2 separate regions of the Mus musculus genome follow, and region 2 is linked to region 1. Evidence: chromatin loops called from intact Hi-C (ENCODE). Cell type or tissue: left cerebral cortex. All regions are shown on one strand. Links, peaks and the distances in the headings refer to the core of each region. The heading gives the core; the rest is flanking DNA.

Region 1 (8,322 bases), core at 41-8,040:
TTCCAGGGTCTCACATCAGTCCAGTCCCCGACACCTCAGCATGACCCGTGGCTCCCTCAGATCTTGCCCTGAGGAGCTGGGCTCACTATGGCACTCCATTCCTCTCCATCCCCAATTCTACCCTCAGGGCCCAGGCCCATCTCGCGCCCCCTTACCTTCCCGCTCTCCCCAGCGCGCCCCACTTGGCCTCCACGCAAGACCCCTCCCCCGTCCCCTCGCAGGCCCCGCCCCCTCCCGCCTCCTCACCGGCCAAGCGGCCCGGGCCGAGCCCCGCTCCCGCTCCCACACAGCCGCTCGCGTCCCCGCGCCCCGATCCTCCGAACCAGAGGTGGCACCTCTTCGGGGCGTTGGAAACACCGCGAGACCGAATCTGAGACCCAGCTTCGGTCCCTGAATCCAGGCGGGGGGGTGGGGGGAGGTAACGCGCGCCGCTGCCCTCTCCTCCCGCCCGGGCGCGTTCGGTGTCGTCCACCCCCCCCACCCCGTCGGCGCGCACGCGCGCCGGGGCCCTACTCACCCGCTCGTGGCGAGCGGCTCACCCTCCCCCCACCGCGCGCAGCACCTCAGCGGCGTGAGGCGGCGGCGGCGGCGGCGGCAGCGCGAGACCCGGCCCCGCAGCGGTGGCGGCGGCGGCGCCCCCCCACCACCACCTCCCCGGCGCGCGCACCAAACACCACCGCCACCTGCGCGAGGCCCAGCGGGCACAGCGTCTGCATCCGCACTTTCGCTACAAGGACTGCGGAGCGATCCACGGGGCCGAGGGTAGCGGCCTTGCCTCGGCCGGCGCCCTGCGAGGCTCGGGAGTTGTAGCCCAGGGAGCCTGAAGATGGGCCGCATTCCCCGGAGAGTGGACCGCACCACCCTGATCCAGCTGCTCCGGCCTTGGGGTTCCTGGCGAATCGGCGGCGACGAAAGCTGCGACGAGCCCCTGAGGGAAGGGGGCGGAGCGAGGGGGAGGACGCCAGCCAGAGCTCGGGAGATTTGAGTGGCGCGTCCAACGACGCAGATTCGCGAGGCGGGCGGGGCGAATGAGTGGACAGGATGCGCGCTCCTCGGCTCCTCTTCCCTGCCCCTTCCTTGCGCAGCCCGAATGCCTATGAGGCTGCAGTGCAGATTCGCCACCGTCCTGGGCTTTGGCCGTCACCTCTTCTCACCTGCTGTAGAGTCAAGAAAATGACGCCTGGCTCGCCAAGCCCTGTTGGCAGAGTCGACCTCTAGTCCTGGATTTTTTTTTTTTTCAGTAGAACGACTCAAGGAACAGCACACTTCCTACTTAGTGCGAAATGGTTACAAGGAAGAAGTCTTCTCGGCGTTTCCTGAAAATTTTCAGACAAGAAAAGCTGCCCAAATAATCCTAAGGAGTCGGGTAGCGAATCTGCCGATCCGGTTGTGGGCGGGGCTAACGAGAGAGGCGTGGCCAGGCGTGCGGAGCCCGGCGTAACGGGCTGCTTCCCTTAGAATCCACCAAAACCTGGGAGGGGTGGGAGGTGGAAAAATACAACCAGGAGGGGTGACTCAGGCGCTTTGCCTACCGACGCACAGAGTGAAATGATCGGTTCCTTCCCGCTTTTATATTCGGGCTCCTGTTGTTTTTCAGACAGCATGACATCGAACTTGCTATATAACGGAGGATGGCCTCGAACTCCAGATCCTTTTGCCTCTATTTCCTGAGTACCGGAATTACAGGTGTGCACACCATAACCGGTTTATAGCATGCTGGGAGATCTAACTCAGGGCTTTCTGCGTGTTAGGCCAGTACCCTAGTTACACCTCCCTTGGGCTAGTTTTAAAATGTTCCTTCTGAGCCGAGCAGTGGTGGTACACGTCTTTAATCCCAGGACCTGGGAGGCTGAGGCAGGTGGATTTCTGAGTTGGAGGCCAGCCTGGTCTACAGAGTGAGTTCCAGGACAGCCAGAGCTACACAGAGAAACCCTGTCTCAAAAAAAAAAAAAAAAAAAAAAAAAAAAAAAATGTTCAGTGGTTAAAATCAGGGTTCTGTTGAGCTTAAAAGAAACATAAAGACCCTTAAGTAGATCCTATAAAAAGTAAAGGTCTGATGTAACCCGGTTATTCTTGAGCAGTTTTTAGGCAAGGGCTACCTATGCTCATAGGATCCCGCTGCGAAACTTAAGGACAGACCTCGTTCAAGCTTCACTTGGGAACCCAAAACTGAGATCGTCCCAAGGTTCAACACCCTTTTCATCCAGCGAATGAATACAGGCTCTCTGGTCTCTGGAAGAACTGCACTCTTGCCAAGGCTTCTGAGCTGAAGATGCCTTAAGTGGCCCTCTACAAGAGCCTCTCATTATAGGCTGCTGGGCAAGCCTTTGACTTTCCTTAGTTTCAGGTTATACCTCCAGAATGGATGGCTATCTGTCACAAAAGACTGACTGTAACCATCATAACAGTGGTAGGAAAAATTGGAGCCTGGTTTTACACATTTTAACTGACCATTTCAAGTAATAAAAGAAAATGAGTCTGTACAAGGTCTATCACGACTAGACGGTAGGATTTATACTCTCAAGTTCTGAGGCTGAGGAAAAGATGCACATGAAGGTACAGGAGCTGAGGTCCCTTTGATTTATCCCAATCGAAGGGTACCAATTTCCTTCCTCTCTCTCCCAGAAATCCCTTGACCATAGTAAAGGTAATTGAGGTCATGGACTAACTCTGTGGCTTAGGGCCAGATTAGCCTCTTGGCCTCAGCTGCCTCTTAAAAATGGGAAATATAAAACTTGTTTATTGAAATGTCTGTGATGAGTAACTGAGAGAACTTAGGAATCGTCCCATAAGATGAAGGGATCATTCAAGAAAGAAGCTTACACAAATCCCAAGTTTAGGAACAAGAGTTCAGAGGCCTTAGTCTGGGAATAACTGTTTACCACATTCAGAAGTTTATCAGATCTTGTCAGCACCTGATGGACTCATACCATCTATCAAGCATATTACCTCCATCTGGCCCTTAGGAACAAAGAACCATACCCAAGGTTTCACCTTCATCCCATTCATAGCCATAGGAACATATGTGAGACACACTTTATTTACAAAACAAGGTGCATCAAAAACTCAGTGTCAGGTGGTGGTGGTGCATGCCTTTAATCCCTGTACATGGGAGGCAGAGGCAGGTACATCTCTGAGCTCAAGGCCAGCCTGGTCTACAGAGAGTGTTCCAGGACAGCCAGAGCAACAGACATAGTGAAACTCTGGCTTGAAAAACAAAACAAAAGAAAAAAAATCAGTGTCTGAAGAAGAGTTCTGCATTCTAAGGGCTGAATCTTCTCCCTTACCAACTCACCAACCCTTGTCAAGTAGCTGCACAATCTCCCACTCGTCAATACTTCCTCCTCTCCCAGTTCTGGCCAGACAGTCAGTGCCTAGGGCAGTGGAACGACCACCACAAGTCACCAAGGGTGAAGTGGCTCATCTGAGGAGCCCTGTAAAATCTCTCCCAGGATGCCAACTGCAAAGCAGATTATACAGATAAGCAAGGGCTGATTGCCTTGAGGACAGTTGTGCAGACATGTCACCTTCCTGGAGGAGCAAACAACTGCTCAGCACCACCAGGGATCTCACTAAGGCAGGCGGGCCTCTTTCCTCTCATTTAACCCAGGATCCTTAGGCTGAAACAGTTCCCCAAGCAGAGCAGAATTTACAAAACCCACCAGAACATGATGACAGGGATCATCCCTGGGAGTGTGGGATGCTGCTGGGCAGGTACTTGGCCTCTACCTCAGAGCTTACAGGAGGTGGCTCCAGCCTAGGGCAAGGAAGGAGGTCTGTCGATCCCTGGGGTTTCTGAGGCAATGCTTGCAACAGTCTAAAGCCAGGCTTACACAGCCTGCAGCTCCCCCTGCAGGCGACTGAGCTCCTCCAGCTCCTGCTTGTGGCGGTCTGTCTTGTGGGCAACCAAGGATCGGTAGAAATGTAGGGCAAAGGCCATAAACACTAGTCCCACAGGTACCATGATTGCCGTGGAGGCCATAGCTGCCTGCCAGCCTGGTCCATGAGCACTATCACACACTTGCCGGGGTGGACAGGCTTTGGAAGGCTGTTGTGATGTGGTAATAGAAGCAGAGGATGGTGTGAGGTTAGAAGCTAAACTAAGGGAGACAGTCACAGGTGGCACCTGGGACATAGGTACAACAGGAGCTGGTTTACCCATGGGTGCCCCAATGGGCACAAACTTGACCCAGCCCACCAGAACAACTTCAGCCAGGAAGAGAAAGGTACCCAAGGCAGTAGAGAAGCCCCAGGCAAGCTCCACGTATCTGTGCAGTCGTTGGTGTGGTGACTGGTGGACAGAGTTGAGATTGTGGATGTTGCTCACGGCTTCAATATGGGGCAGCAGACATGTGGAGACCATCAGTGCAAAGAGGTGCACAGCTACTAACACAGTGGTGCAGGCACTAAATGCCACCAGCAGGCCTGGTGGGTATTCATGATCGTTCTCCAGCTGTACCTCCACCATGGCCACCTGTGGGCACAAGAAGGAAGACACTTGAGTCCCTAGAACATGTTTTGCTCTGCCTGTTTAGAATCATGACTACAACATCCTAAAACTTAGAGCATAGAAGATACTCAGCTTTCCTCATCCCAGCCCCCTTTTTGGTAGTGTCTTGCTCTTATAATTTAGGCTAGCCTGGAGCTTGCTGGGTAGTGCAGGTTGAGCTGAAACTTGTGATCCTGCTGCCTCAGCTTTCCTGCGTGACTTCACCTCAGTCTCAAAGGGGCATTTTTCTGAGCTTTTACCTGGTTATAATATACTGGCTAAAAAGTAGACTCAGCAGCCCTAGCACTCACATCACTCTAGGTTTAATCTCCAACCCATAATAAAAAATAAAAAGCAGACTCAGGCTGGTGTGGCACTGCATGCTTTCTAGCATGTGGGAGCTGAAACAGGAGGATCTCAAGTTTGAGAGTAGCCTAGGCTTCTCCCAGTGGTTGGAACTTCATCTCAACCCAATCAGCGGCATACACCTTTAATCCCAGCTCTTGGGAGGCAGAGGCAGGTGGATTTCTGAGTTCGAAGCCTGGCCTACAGAGTGAGTTCCAGGACAGCCAGGGCTACACAGAGAAACCCTGTCTTGAAAAACCAAGGGGAAAAAAAAAGAACCCGAAACTGCTGGGTGTAGTGACAAGTGCCTTTAATCCCAGAACTAAAGAGTACCAAGCCACAGTTAGGGCTACATAGAGACCCTCTTTAAAAAAAAAAAAAGAAAAGAAAAGAAAAAAGAAAGAAAAGTCACTATAGACCCAAAGCAAGCAAAAATCTTGAGCTGTTTGGGTCTGTTCTCAGTTCTACAATTTGTAGTTTCCTCACAACAGCCTACTAGTCCAGACTTGCCTCAAATTCACTACCCCCCTACTTCAATGTCCTGAGTAGGGTTACAGTCCTATGACCTTGAACAACTGTGTAATCTCTGAGCAAGTGCCTCCCTCAGTTTCCTACCTGAAAAATGGGGACAATAGTCTCAGTGAGAAAGTTAATGCTAAACATTAAATTCTATGACTAGAGCCAGGCACAGACTGTTAGAGTTGATGCTAATGTCTAAGGCACAAAGAGAGAAAACCCAGAAGGTAGTAACTGCCATCTCTTAAACTCCAATAAGCTTCACGTTTCCAGATCAATCTAAAAAGCTTGTCATATCTGGTCACACCGGGGCTGCATTCAATGTGCCAACTATGCAGGATGAATCATGGCTGCTCATGTTTGACAGGTCAGGGAGTCTACCGTGACTCCACCCAGCTAGCCTGAACTTTGCAAACATTTGTGTTGATGGACAAGTTTGGGCTTTAAAGCCAGGCTGCTGAAGTCAAAAATCCTGTCACTAGCTCACTGTGCAGTCTAACATGCCTTTTCTTATATGAACAACTGCCACTATACCAGGTACTGAACATTGAATGTTTGTTGAGATAGGACTTCATGAAGCCCAGGCTAGCCTTGACTCTCTGTATAGCCAAGAACAACCTTGTTTGTTCTTTTTTATTACCTCAAGTGCTGGGATTATAGGTGTGCTATACGCTATACCATGTTTGTTGTTGTTTAAATGGAAATTGAACCTAGGATTTCCTGAATGGTAGGCAAATACTCTACCAACTAGAACTAGGCTAGATTCACAGCCTGTGAATATGATTTGTATGTTTTAACTTCAGGCCACCTGGGTTTAGGAAGATATCTCCCATTTCTGTTTGTTGGTTTTTGGAGACAGGGTTTCTCTGTGTAGCCCTGGCTGTCCTGGAACTCACTCTGTAGACCAGGCTGGCCTCGAACTCAGAAACCCGCCTGCCTCTGCCTCCTGAGTGCTGGGATTAGAGGCGTGCGCCACCACGCCCGGCCCATTTCTTACAGATCCCGAGATTACTGTGGTGCAGGGATACAGTGGTACTTACAAAAATAAAACTGAGTATTTTGGGGAATTGGGCCACCGCAGATAGTAGGCAGGTGTGTTCACAAACAGGGATCTGGGCCAGGCTTAATTCTGGTGTCTCCCAGGGTCCAACCCAGGGTTCTTTGTCAGGACTGGGGGCGGTCCTAGAACCTACACATTCAGCCTACTGCTCCTCAGAGAAAGCCCTCTCACACTGACACCACAACGATCTGCTCTGCAACTTCTGCTGCACACTGTACTGTTCCTTTAGAAGCAGGCGGAGCCACGTGGTTCAAACACAAGCTGCTGTGCCCTTCTTTCTGTGGTGCTGATTCCTTTCAGTCAAATGTCCTCAGGAACTATGGGGCTGTTTGGGGGAAATCTGGGCCCCTTACAAGCAACAGAGCAAGAGCAACCTTTAAGATTACAGATTCTTTCGTCCTGATATTGAGGTTGCAGAAAAAAGGGAGGTATTGACCTAAGTTACTTTTATATGCCCTCACCTTAGCTCCCTCCAAGGCCTATTTACACAAGGGTACATTATGAAGGGTGCCCTCCCCCCAAGTGTGAAGAAAACTGAAACTAGCAGAGCTTCACTCCACACCCATACCCTGCGGAGCATCCTTGTCTAAACAGCAGCTTCCATGTAGTCTAGATAGCACACTGTTCTAGAAGAGCCTCCTTTGCTAAGCGGAGCTTGTTCTAACACACCTAGTTCTAGGGGGTCTCCATAAGAATCCCACATCCTCCTGGACAAAAGCTTGGCAGACCACAGAGACAGCACCTTCTATGATGTCACAACTTCCTAAAGATGGCAACTGGAGTGGATGTCGACTTGGGGCCGCACAGCTGGCCCTAAGTAGGGAGGAACCAGGACACATCTGCAGGCCACACTCTGGAATCTTCAGTTCCACTTCCCGGGGCCACTGCTGGGACCGTTAGCTGACATTATCCTCCCACACCTGCAGTTTATCAGACTTATCTGCTAGCTCCCTGATCAGCTTCCTTCCCCAGCAGCTTCCTCATGGTTTCTTAGTTTTCCCGGCAATTCTCTGTGCCTTCTGAGAGGTGGGCCCTTCAGTCAAATGACTCTCACATACACTATCCCCCTTCCCCGATCTGGTTGATATAGGCTCTCATTCAGCTTTGACTGCCTTTCAACTCTCGAGGACTTGGTAACTAAGCCACTTCAGACTTTCCCCCCACCAGTCTGCATCTGCTGACCTCTTTACTCCCTTCTTCCACGGCATTTCTGGGACCGATCTTCAGTCTGTTTATATTCCTAGAGCTGTGCCCGACATAAAGGGTTTTTCCAGTCCCTTGGGACTTAGCTCCTTCTTTTATCCTAAAGAAACCCTTTTATTCAGTCCAGTACTGGGGACCCATTTTCTTGACTTCTCCCACCACGTGCTTTACCCACCCCGTGTACCCCCTCCCACCCCTCACCATGGCGAAGCCCGACAGCAGAGCAGATGTGCGGCTGGAGGCTTTGAGCTTAGCCCGGCTGAGGTAGAGGCGGCGCCAGCTGAGCGCCCGCAGAGAGTGCTGACTGGCCCCCATAAGGTCCAGGTAGCCGCGGTGCACGAACTCCCGGTACGTGGCTGAGCCCGCGGGGCTGTCCACCTCCGGGTTCAGCGGGGCCTGTTCGCCCGTGTCCCCCTCGCCGCCCTTCATCCTGAGAGCAGTTACACCACAAGCGCAGATGGTCAAGGAGGGGCCGAGGCGCCTTGTATCCCCAAGAAGGGACGGCCCAAGCGCGGGTGGGACCCCATCCTGGGTGGCAAGGCAGACCCAGCGGGAACAGTTACGGACGCGTCTAGAAGGCCCAGGGGCCGAAACAGGAACTGGGGCAGGGGCGGAGCCCGGTGACCACATGATTGGGTGGAGCCGTGAGACGAACCCCTGCAGTCTGCCCACGGGCAGAGATCTCAAGGGACCCTCTAACCCAGGCCAC
Region 2 (8,322 bases), core at 116-8,115, 190 kb before region 1:
TGCTGCTAGGAGCTGGCTGTTGGCCATAGCCAGGGTAGGAGGACTGCTGCCCATAAGAAGATTGTGAACTTTGGCTGCTGCCATAGCCTCCAGTGGAACCATATCCCTGGGGAGCTGACTGAGTTCCATAGCCTGCTACAAAGAAAAAAGTTATAAGTACAATTTAAAAAAAAAAAAAAAAAAAAAGACCAGGTATGCAGTGCTCATTTTTAATCCTAGCATTTGGGAGACAGAAGCAGATCTCTGTTCAGTGTGAGGCCAAACTGGTCTACATATCCAGTTCAGGTCAAACACAGCTACTTAGTGAGAAAGAGGAGGGAGACAGGGCAAGAATTAGATTGGAAAAAAAATACACTTCCTGATTTAAAAAAAAAAATTTTTTTTTTTTTTGGTTTTTCTCTGTGTAGCCCTGGCTGTCCTGGAACTCACTCTGTAGACCAGGCTGGCCTCGAACTCAGAAATCTGCCTGCCTCTGCCTCCCAAGTGCGCCACCACGCCCAGCTAAAATTTGTTAATTTTTTTAAAGATTTATTTATTTATTATATGTAAGTACACTGTAGCTGTCTTCAGACACTCCAGAAGAGGGAGTCAGATCTCATTACGGGTGGTTGTGAGCCACCATGTGGTTGCTGGGATTTGAACTCCGGACCTTCGGAAGAGCAATCGGGGTGCTCTTACCCACTGAGCCATCTCACCAGCCCAAATTTGTTAATCTTAAAACAAACCTAGCCCAGTGTTTCACGGTGATCTTCAAAATCAGGAAGCTATCTCAAGCAAAAGGGGAGTGAGCTAGAGATGTAGTTCAGCCGACCGTGTTTACTTATCACACATACAAGTTCATTCGATCTTCAACAAACCAAGTATTAAAAAAAAAAAAAAAAAATAGTCAGGCGTGGTGGCGCACGCCTGTAATCCCAGCACTTGGGAGGCAGAGACAGGCAGATTTCTGAGTTCAAGGCCAGCCTGGTCTACAAAGTGAGTTCCAGGACAGCCAGGGCTACCCAGAGAAACACTGTCTCAAAAAAACAAACAAACAAAAAGAGCAAGTATTATAATACGTGCTTCTGCTCCCAACACTTGGAGGCAGGAAAATCAGAAGGCTCAAGACCATCCTCAAATATATAGTCAAGTATCTGGCCAGTCTCAGCTGCTAGGTCATCTCTGCACCCACCCACCCAATCCTTTATGACAGGTCTCACAGAATTCAAGCTGCCTCAACTTCTAAATCAGTGGTTCTCAACCTGTCAGGTGACACCTCTTTCTTTGAACATATCTGTTACCATTAACAGTATATAAAGTAGTAAGGAAAATAATCTTATAGTTGGGGGTCACACAAGATGAGGAATTGTATTAAAGGGTTACAGCTAATTCCATCTAATGGAAGGTTGAGAACCAGTCCTAAATGAACAAGACCCTGACTCTCCACCGCCACATCCCAGGTACTAAGATTACAGCAGCATTCCACATCTTCAATGTCACTAATATCACTGTTTAATAAAGGTTCAATTCCATTCTATCTGTCCTAAATCTAGACACCTGTGCCACTAATCATAACACAAAAGATTCCTACAAACTGCATTTTAATCTGTTTTTGTTTTTTTCAAGACAGGATTTCTGTGTAGCCCTTGGCTGTCCTGGAACTCACCTTGTAGACCAGGCTGGTCTCCAACTCAAGATTCAAGAGATCTACTAGCCTCTGCCTCCCAGAGTGCTGGATAAAGTTGTGTGTGCCACCACTCCTGGCCCTAACTACATTTTAAATGTGCTGATATGGAAAGAAAAATGTTTTGCCCTTGTGAGGTAAAAATGGCACCACCTCTGTGAATCACAGATTGTCAGCCAACTTCAAGAATTCCCAAGCAGACCATTTCCTTCCTATCCGTCATTCTAAACTGGTTCTCTCTTTAGCAAACTTGCTTTTTCACAAAAATAGTAAGCAGGAAGAAAATAGTCCAATATAAAATCAATTACAAATCAGTATTTTTGTTTTAAAAGAATGACTACAAAACTTTAGGGAAAATGTGGGAATTTCGGTATTGTTCAGGTTTAAGAAAAGTTAACATTCATAAAGAAATGAAGATGTGTTCTACTAAGAACTCACTGTTTTGGGTCTGTCCATAAGAAGAACCATAGCTGCTCTGGCCGTATCCTGAAGTGTCAGCTGACTGGCCATAACCACTGTAACTCTGTTGGCCATAGGGCTGACTGCTCTGTTGGGAGTAGCCCTGCCCAGGCTGGGTAGGATAGGCCCCGTAGCTACAAGAAAACAGACCAGTAATCTTCAACTAAAAGAATAAGAACAAAAGCATACAGAAATACATAAAACTCAAGTTAGATCAATCACCCTTGCTGTCTTCTAGCATCAGACCAGAAACAGTATACTCACCTTTGAGTTGCTTGTTGGGTATAGTCTGTAAAAGATGGGAAAGAAAAAGGTCTTAATTTTAGTTAAGAATAGAAATAAATTCTTCAACTTTTGTACTAGGCACTCCAGATGAAACAAATCTACAAAAACAGGCATAAGTTAGTTCCTCATGAGACAAAATGGCCAAGTTTTATTACAAAAAGCAAAGAAAGCACAAATTTCTAGACACCAATAAGTCTTAGACTTTTGTTCTGGGTAGAACCCAGGGCTTGCTTGGGACCCACTAAACAAGCGACCACTAAGCATGACAGCCACAGAGCTCTGTGGGTGGACTGGTTCTCTATCTAGAGGCAGGGTTTCTCTGCATAGAACTCACTCTGTAGACCGGGATGGCCTCCAATTTAATACATACAAAGCTCCATCTGCCTCTGCCTCCCAAATGCTGGGATTAAAGATGCCCCACATCGGACCGGGCGTGGTGGCGCACGCCTTTAATCCCAGCACTTGGGAGGCAGAGGCAGATGGATTTCTGAGTTCGAGGTCAGCCTGATCTACAGAGTGAGTTTCAGGACAGCCAGGGCTACACAGAGAAACCCTGTCTCGAAAAAAAACAACAACAACAAAAAAAAAAAATCCAACATCATGTCCTTTTTGCCTTTTTTCTTTTTTGAGACAGAAGTCTCGATTATGTATCTATCCCAGAATTCAATATGTAGACCACCTCGAACTCACATAGATCTGCCTACTTCTACCTCTTAGTCCTGAAACTAAAGGTGTGTGCCACCAAACCTGGCTCAATCTTTAAAAAAAAAAAAAAAAAAAAAAAAAAACTCAAAATACAGATCATCCCTTAAGTTTAAAAATCCTTTTGACTTGTTGCAGGTCTTTCCAAGGCCTGCAACACACGTCACCACATTTTATATCTTCACAGCAGCTCTGTATACAGGAAAGGTGGTATCACCGGATGTCAAGATTAACTTTGACAGTCAGCGCTATTACACAGTTGAGTTCAAGCCCAAGGAAGCAGCTAGAAGAATGGGACTCTCCAACCCCCAAATGGCATGGTGCTCCCAAGGTTCCCGACGTGTGGCTCCAAATAACTGAGCTCCCGCCTACCATGCGCACCCAAAGCAGACAGCACTTTCAACAATCTGGGAAGCTGTAGCTCAGCAGCTCCCTGCAGGAAACCCAAGCTCTACCCCCGCACTGGGACAAAACTGACAGCGAGAGGGTGTGGCCTCGGAGAGCGACTCCTCTGATTTCCTTCCGGCCTTAGGAAAACTCAACTCTGAAGTGGGAAACTCAGGCCGGGGTCCCTGACTCCGTTGGTCATCCCCTGGCGGTCCTCCCAATCCCACGGACACGCAGGCCAGCCAGGAGCTTCCGCTCCCGCTGCGCGGCCACGGAGGCGGGAAGAGGTGGCCCCGCCCCTTCCCAAGGGACCCAGCGAGCAGGGCGAGGCCAGCACCGGACCACAAGTCTTCCGCCGAGGGTCTCGCGACAAAAAAAAAAAAAAAAAAAAAAAAAAGAAGAAGAAAGAAAGAAAGAAAGAAGAAGAAAGAAAAAAAGAAAAAAGTAAAAAAAACGGACCAACTCCTGGCGGGGGGGAGGGGGGCCGCGGCGAGAAGGGGGAGGGGCCAGAGGAGCGCGTGCGCGCACCAAGTGCCCGGATGCAGCACTGCGACAAAGCGAGGCCGGGAACGGAGGGAGGGGAGGGGGTGGGGCGAAGCTGCGGAGACCCAGAGCTCCCTCACCCCGGTCACCCCACGTCGCCAGGCAGCGTCTCTCTCAACACTCGACTCAAGTGACCGGGCCAGGAGAGAAAACCCACGGTCTCCGCGCCAAAGGCGCCAGGGGAGCCAAACAAAATGGCGACACCGCCCTCCCCTTCCCTCCACCCGCTGCTTCCCGCCAGAGGTGGGGGAGCCCACTCGCCCGCCACCGCAGGCCCAGCCGAAAGCCAAAAGCCTTGCTGCGAGGGAACGAGGCCTCGCAGGGACGCGCCGTCGCCGCCTCGCGCTCCCACATACCGTTTGAAGCCATGTCCGCGCACGCGCGCAGCGCAGGCCGCCAAGCAACAAAGTTCCAGACGACCGCGAAGCGATGCCGCGAGGACTGAGCGGCCCCGCCTCCCGCGCCCGCCTTAAGTACGCCTGCCGCCTACGCGCCACCGGGACGTACCAAGTGGAGAAGCGCGAGGGGGAGGCACGCCCAGGTCCCCACCCTTCCCCGGGGATACGGAGAGCTCAGGAAGACAAGAGGGAAAACGAACTCGCTTTATTCCCAAACACTCGCACGCGCTTTCTCCTTGCGGCCGGTGGCTCTCGTCCGTCGCCCGGGGCTCGCCTTCGACACACCTCTACCCCACTAGAGGCAGAATGGTACGACCCGGCCTCCCGCTAGGGGCGGTGCCAGGGCCCTGCGCCCGAGAGCGGAACTGTGTAGTCAAGGCCTGGAGTCTCCGGGTGTGGGAACCGAAATCCTTCCGACCGGCCCAGCGGCTGGGCCCCACTTTCACTGGGGAAGATGCAGCATACTTTCGCTTGCCCTGGCCTAGCAACTGAGTCGAACGCAGTGTCGCTCTGGTCCTCCACATTCTCTCCTGACAGACAGCACACTGATCAGTCTCGTTTTTCACTTAGGAATGCCTCGGCTTGCTGTTCTTTAGACCTTAACAAGGTTTATAGATTGTGACGTTTAACCTGGAAGAAGATGAGCTTTAGTCTGGACCCTATGGCCCTAAGGCTGGTTCAACAATAACACATATGTATACAACTTAAGAGGCTTCAAACCCACAATTACCCCCCCCCTTTTTTTTTTTAATTTGGCCTCTCAGTACCGCTCAGTTGATCTCGAATCCTTGATCCTATTTGCCTTAGCCCTGTGCATCCTGGAATTACAGTCGTCCTGGTTTTCCCCCATCATCATCTTGTAAAGAAATCTGAGGAATGTAGCTTAATGATAGAGCGATCGTTTAGCCTGTGCATGACCCTGCCTACCTCTCCAGTCCCGGAGCTAGGCAGAGGTGGAGGGGAGATGGATCTTATGAGAGCAGTGAGCGGCTAGACTAAGAATGTGAATGAGGTACGAGGCAGTTCAGGGTCAGACCTTCTGATCTTTAAAGTCTAAGCCTGGGGAACTACAAAATGCTTCTTGGTTACAGGAAATGATTGAAAGCATTTAAAGGCATGAACACTTTTTGTCAGTTCAAGGACAAAACGAAATTCAAGGGGGTTGGAGAGACAGCTGCTCTAGAGAAACCACAGGTTCAATTCCTAGTACCCGAATGTGGGCAAACAACCAACTGTAATTCCAATACCAGGGACTCTGGGATCACAGAGATCAGGTAATTCATTTTGCAATGAGTAGGTTAGGATGGGTCTGAGGGAATGACATTTCTACTGGGAGTTTACCAAGTGGATAAGAACAAAAATGACGGGTTGGAGAGAGGGCTCAGCGATTAAGAGCACTGACTGCTCTTCCGAAGGTCCTGAGTTCAAATCCCAGCAACCACATGGTGGCTCACAACCATCCATAACGAGATCCAGAAGAGGAGAGGGGTCACCCTCTTCTGGAGTGTCTGAAGACAGCTACGGTGTACTTACATAATAAATAAATAAATCTTTTTTTAAAAAGATATTTAAAAAAAAAAAGAAGAACAAAAATGACCAAGCTTGACTGAGAACCTGCTCTGTGAAGCCACGTTAGCTGTATCCTGAGAGGGGGCATTGGAGAAAAGATAGACATTGTCCTCCTCTTAGGAACCCTCTCTGGCCCGCCCACGGAACAGTGTGGAGAGATGGTGAGAAGCAGGCAGGGGACAGGCAGGGAGGCAGCCTCTAGACTGCAGCTTGTCTGAAGATTGCCTTCCTCCTGGATGCAAGGAAAAAATAGGGATTGGATTTTACTCTGCCATGTGAAGGCCCAGGGATTGGATTTTACTCTGCCATGTGAAGGCCCTGCAGTCAGTATTGGACAGTCCAATCTCATGTCAATCAAAACAAGAATAAGTCAGATGTGATGGCTCAGTAGGAGGCTGAAGTAGGAAGCCTGCCATGAGTTCAAGCCCAATTTAGACCTTAAAGTGAGTTCTACCCAGCCTAGGTTAGTGTAAGATCCTTGGAAAAAAAACAAATATGAGAAAGAGAGCATACTGTAGATTGTATTATGTGATTTTTTTCATTTGTAAACCACCTTTTGGGGGACGGGGGGAGACAGAGTTTCTCAGTGTAGCCCTGGCTATCCTGGAACTCGCTCTGTTAGAACAAGCTGACATTGAACTCAGAGCTTCTCCTGCCTCTGCCTCCCAAGTACTAAAATTAAAGTTGTGTACCACCACAACCTGGCTTGTAAATTGCCTTTAACTGGGCCTGACCAAAATAAGTATAAATAAGTATTCTTTAAAAAAAAAAAAAATTGCCGGCCAGTGGTGGCACACACCTTTAATCCCAGCACTTAGAAGGCAGAAGCAGGCAGATTTCTGAGTTTGAGGCCAGCCTGGTCTACAGAGTGAGTTCCGGGACAGCCAGGGCTATACAGAGAAACCCTGTCTCCAAAAAAAAAAAAAAAAATTATAGCAAAGTGATGGTGGCACAGGCCTTAATCCTAGCAGAGGCAGGCAGATCTCTGTGAGTTCAAGGCAGGACGGGAGAGATGGTGCACCTATTCAGTGTGTAAAGGACCTGGCTTCAATTCCCAGCACATACTTTATGCAACTCACAACTACCTGTAACTTCAGCTACAGGTAAAAAATTGGAAAATTGGACCCTGAAGGCACTTGTACACATATGGCACACACACCACACACATATCAATCTATTTTTTAATGGTTTAGGATTTTGTTGTTGTTGTTGTTGTTGTTGTTGTTGTTGTTGATTTTTTTGTTTGTTTGTTTGGTTGGTTTGGTTTTTCGAGACAGGGTTTCTCTGTATAGCCCTGGCTGTCCTGGAACTCACTTTGTAGACCAGGCTGGCCTCGATCTCAGAAATCTGCCTGCCTCTGCGTCCCGAGTGCTGGGATTAAAGGCATGTGCCACCACCGCCCGACTAGGATTTTTTTTTTTAATTTTATGTGACTGTATGAGAATGTTGAATCTCCTGAAGCTGGAGATTACAAATAGTTGTGACCTGCCATGTAGGTGCTAAAAATTAAACCCTGATCCCTCTCTGGAGGAGCAGCCAGTGCTCTTAACCCATCTCTCTAACCTAATCTTTAATTTTTGTAAATAAATACAATAAGTTAACAATAGAGGAAAACAGCTGATGTTGCCCTCTGGCCTCCTACAAACCTCTCCCCTCCGACCCCATATACAGAGAGAAAGAGACAGACAAGGGGGAGGGGACCAGAGTTCTGCAGTGGTTTCCTTTCTCTCATAAATTATTCATACGAAACAATCTTGAAATCTATCTTAAAAAGTTAAAAATCAGGCTGGAGAGATGGCTCAGTGGTTAAGAGTGCCAACTGCTCTTCCGAAGGTCCTGAGTTCAAATCCCAGCAACCACATGGTGGCTCACAACCACCCGTAATGAGATCTGATGCCCTCTTCTGGTGCTGCTGAAGACAGCTACAGTATATTTAGATATAATAATAAAATCTTGAAGAAGGAGGAGGAGGAGGAGGAGGAGGAGAAGGATACATAAAGAAGGATACATAAAGAAGAAGAAGGAGAAGAAGAAGAAGAAGGAGAAGAAGGAGAAGAAGGAGAATACATAAAGAAGGATACATAAAGAAGAAGGAGAAAGATAAAAAGCAGGCCATCAGGTAGAGGTTCCTTCCTCCAGGCCTGGGGACTGAGCTCCATGCCCTGGACCCACATGGTGAAAGAGAGAACCAACTCCACACAGTTTCCCCCTGACTTCCATACTCTCACCACAGCATTGGCTTACCAACACACACATACACACAAAATAAGTAAGAAGAGTTTGAGACTATTATGAGCTATATTCAGTCTATTCAAA

What was found. Hi-C counts contacts between places; a loop is a spot of excess contacts. Peaks named below come from ENCODE experiments on the same cell type or tissue, not always from the same donor. Only the 100,000 strongest peaks of a DNase experiment are listed, where the experiment ranks them.
Region 2: it touches region 1 in a loop (2.9-fold over the local background); 2 of 42 quality-filtered maps call a loop at or near these places.

Annotation. Positions count from the first base shown.
Region 1 is chr7:127,769,709-127,778,030 of GRCm38, reverse strand. Orai3 (ORAI calcium release-activated calcium modulator 3) reads right to left here and starts at 8,216. Exons shown (of 2, transcript NM_198424.3): 1 at 7,815-8,216; 2 at 2,881-4,474. The coding sequence starts at 8,042. The coding sequence ends at 3,830. It overlaps Setd1a (SET domain containing 1A), which reads right to left and starts at 642. Exons shown (of 19, transcript NM_178029.3): 1 at 518-642. In left cerebral cortex, for the core only: a CTCF peak has its summit at 3,861 (motif pointing left); DNase peaks (open chromatin) are centred at 2,218, 3,851, 6,538, 7,442 and 3 more places; H3K4me3 peaks cover 3,138 bases; H3K27ac peaks cover 3,461 bases.
Region 2 is chr7:127,963,651-127,971,972 of GRCm38, reverse strand. It overlaps Fus (fused in sarcoma), which reads right to left and starts at 4,494. Exons shown (of 15, transcript NM_139149.2): 1 at 4,396-4,494; 2 at 2,387-2,411; 3 at 2,102-2,256; 4 at 1-135. The coding sequence starts at 4,408. In left cerebral cortex, for the core only: a CTCF peak has its summit at 4,742; DNase peaks (open chromatin) are centred at 3,605, 4,533, 4,756 and 5,318; H3K4me3 peaks cover 3,100 bases; H3K27ac peaks cover 1,893 bases.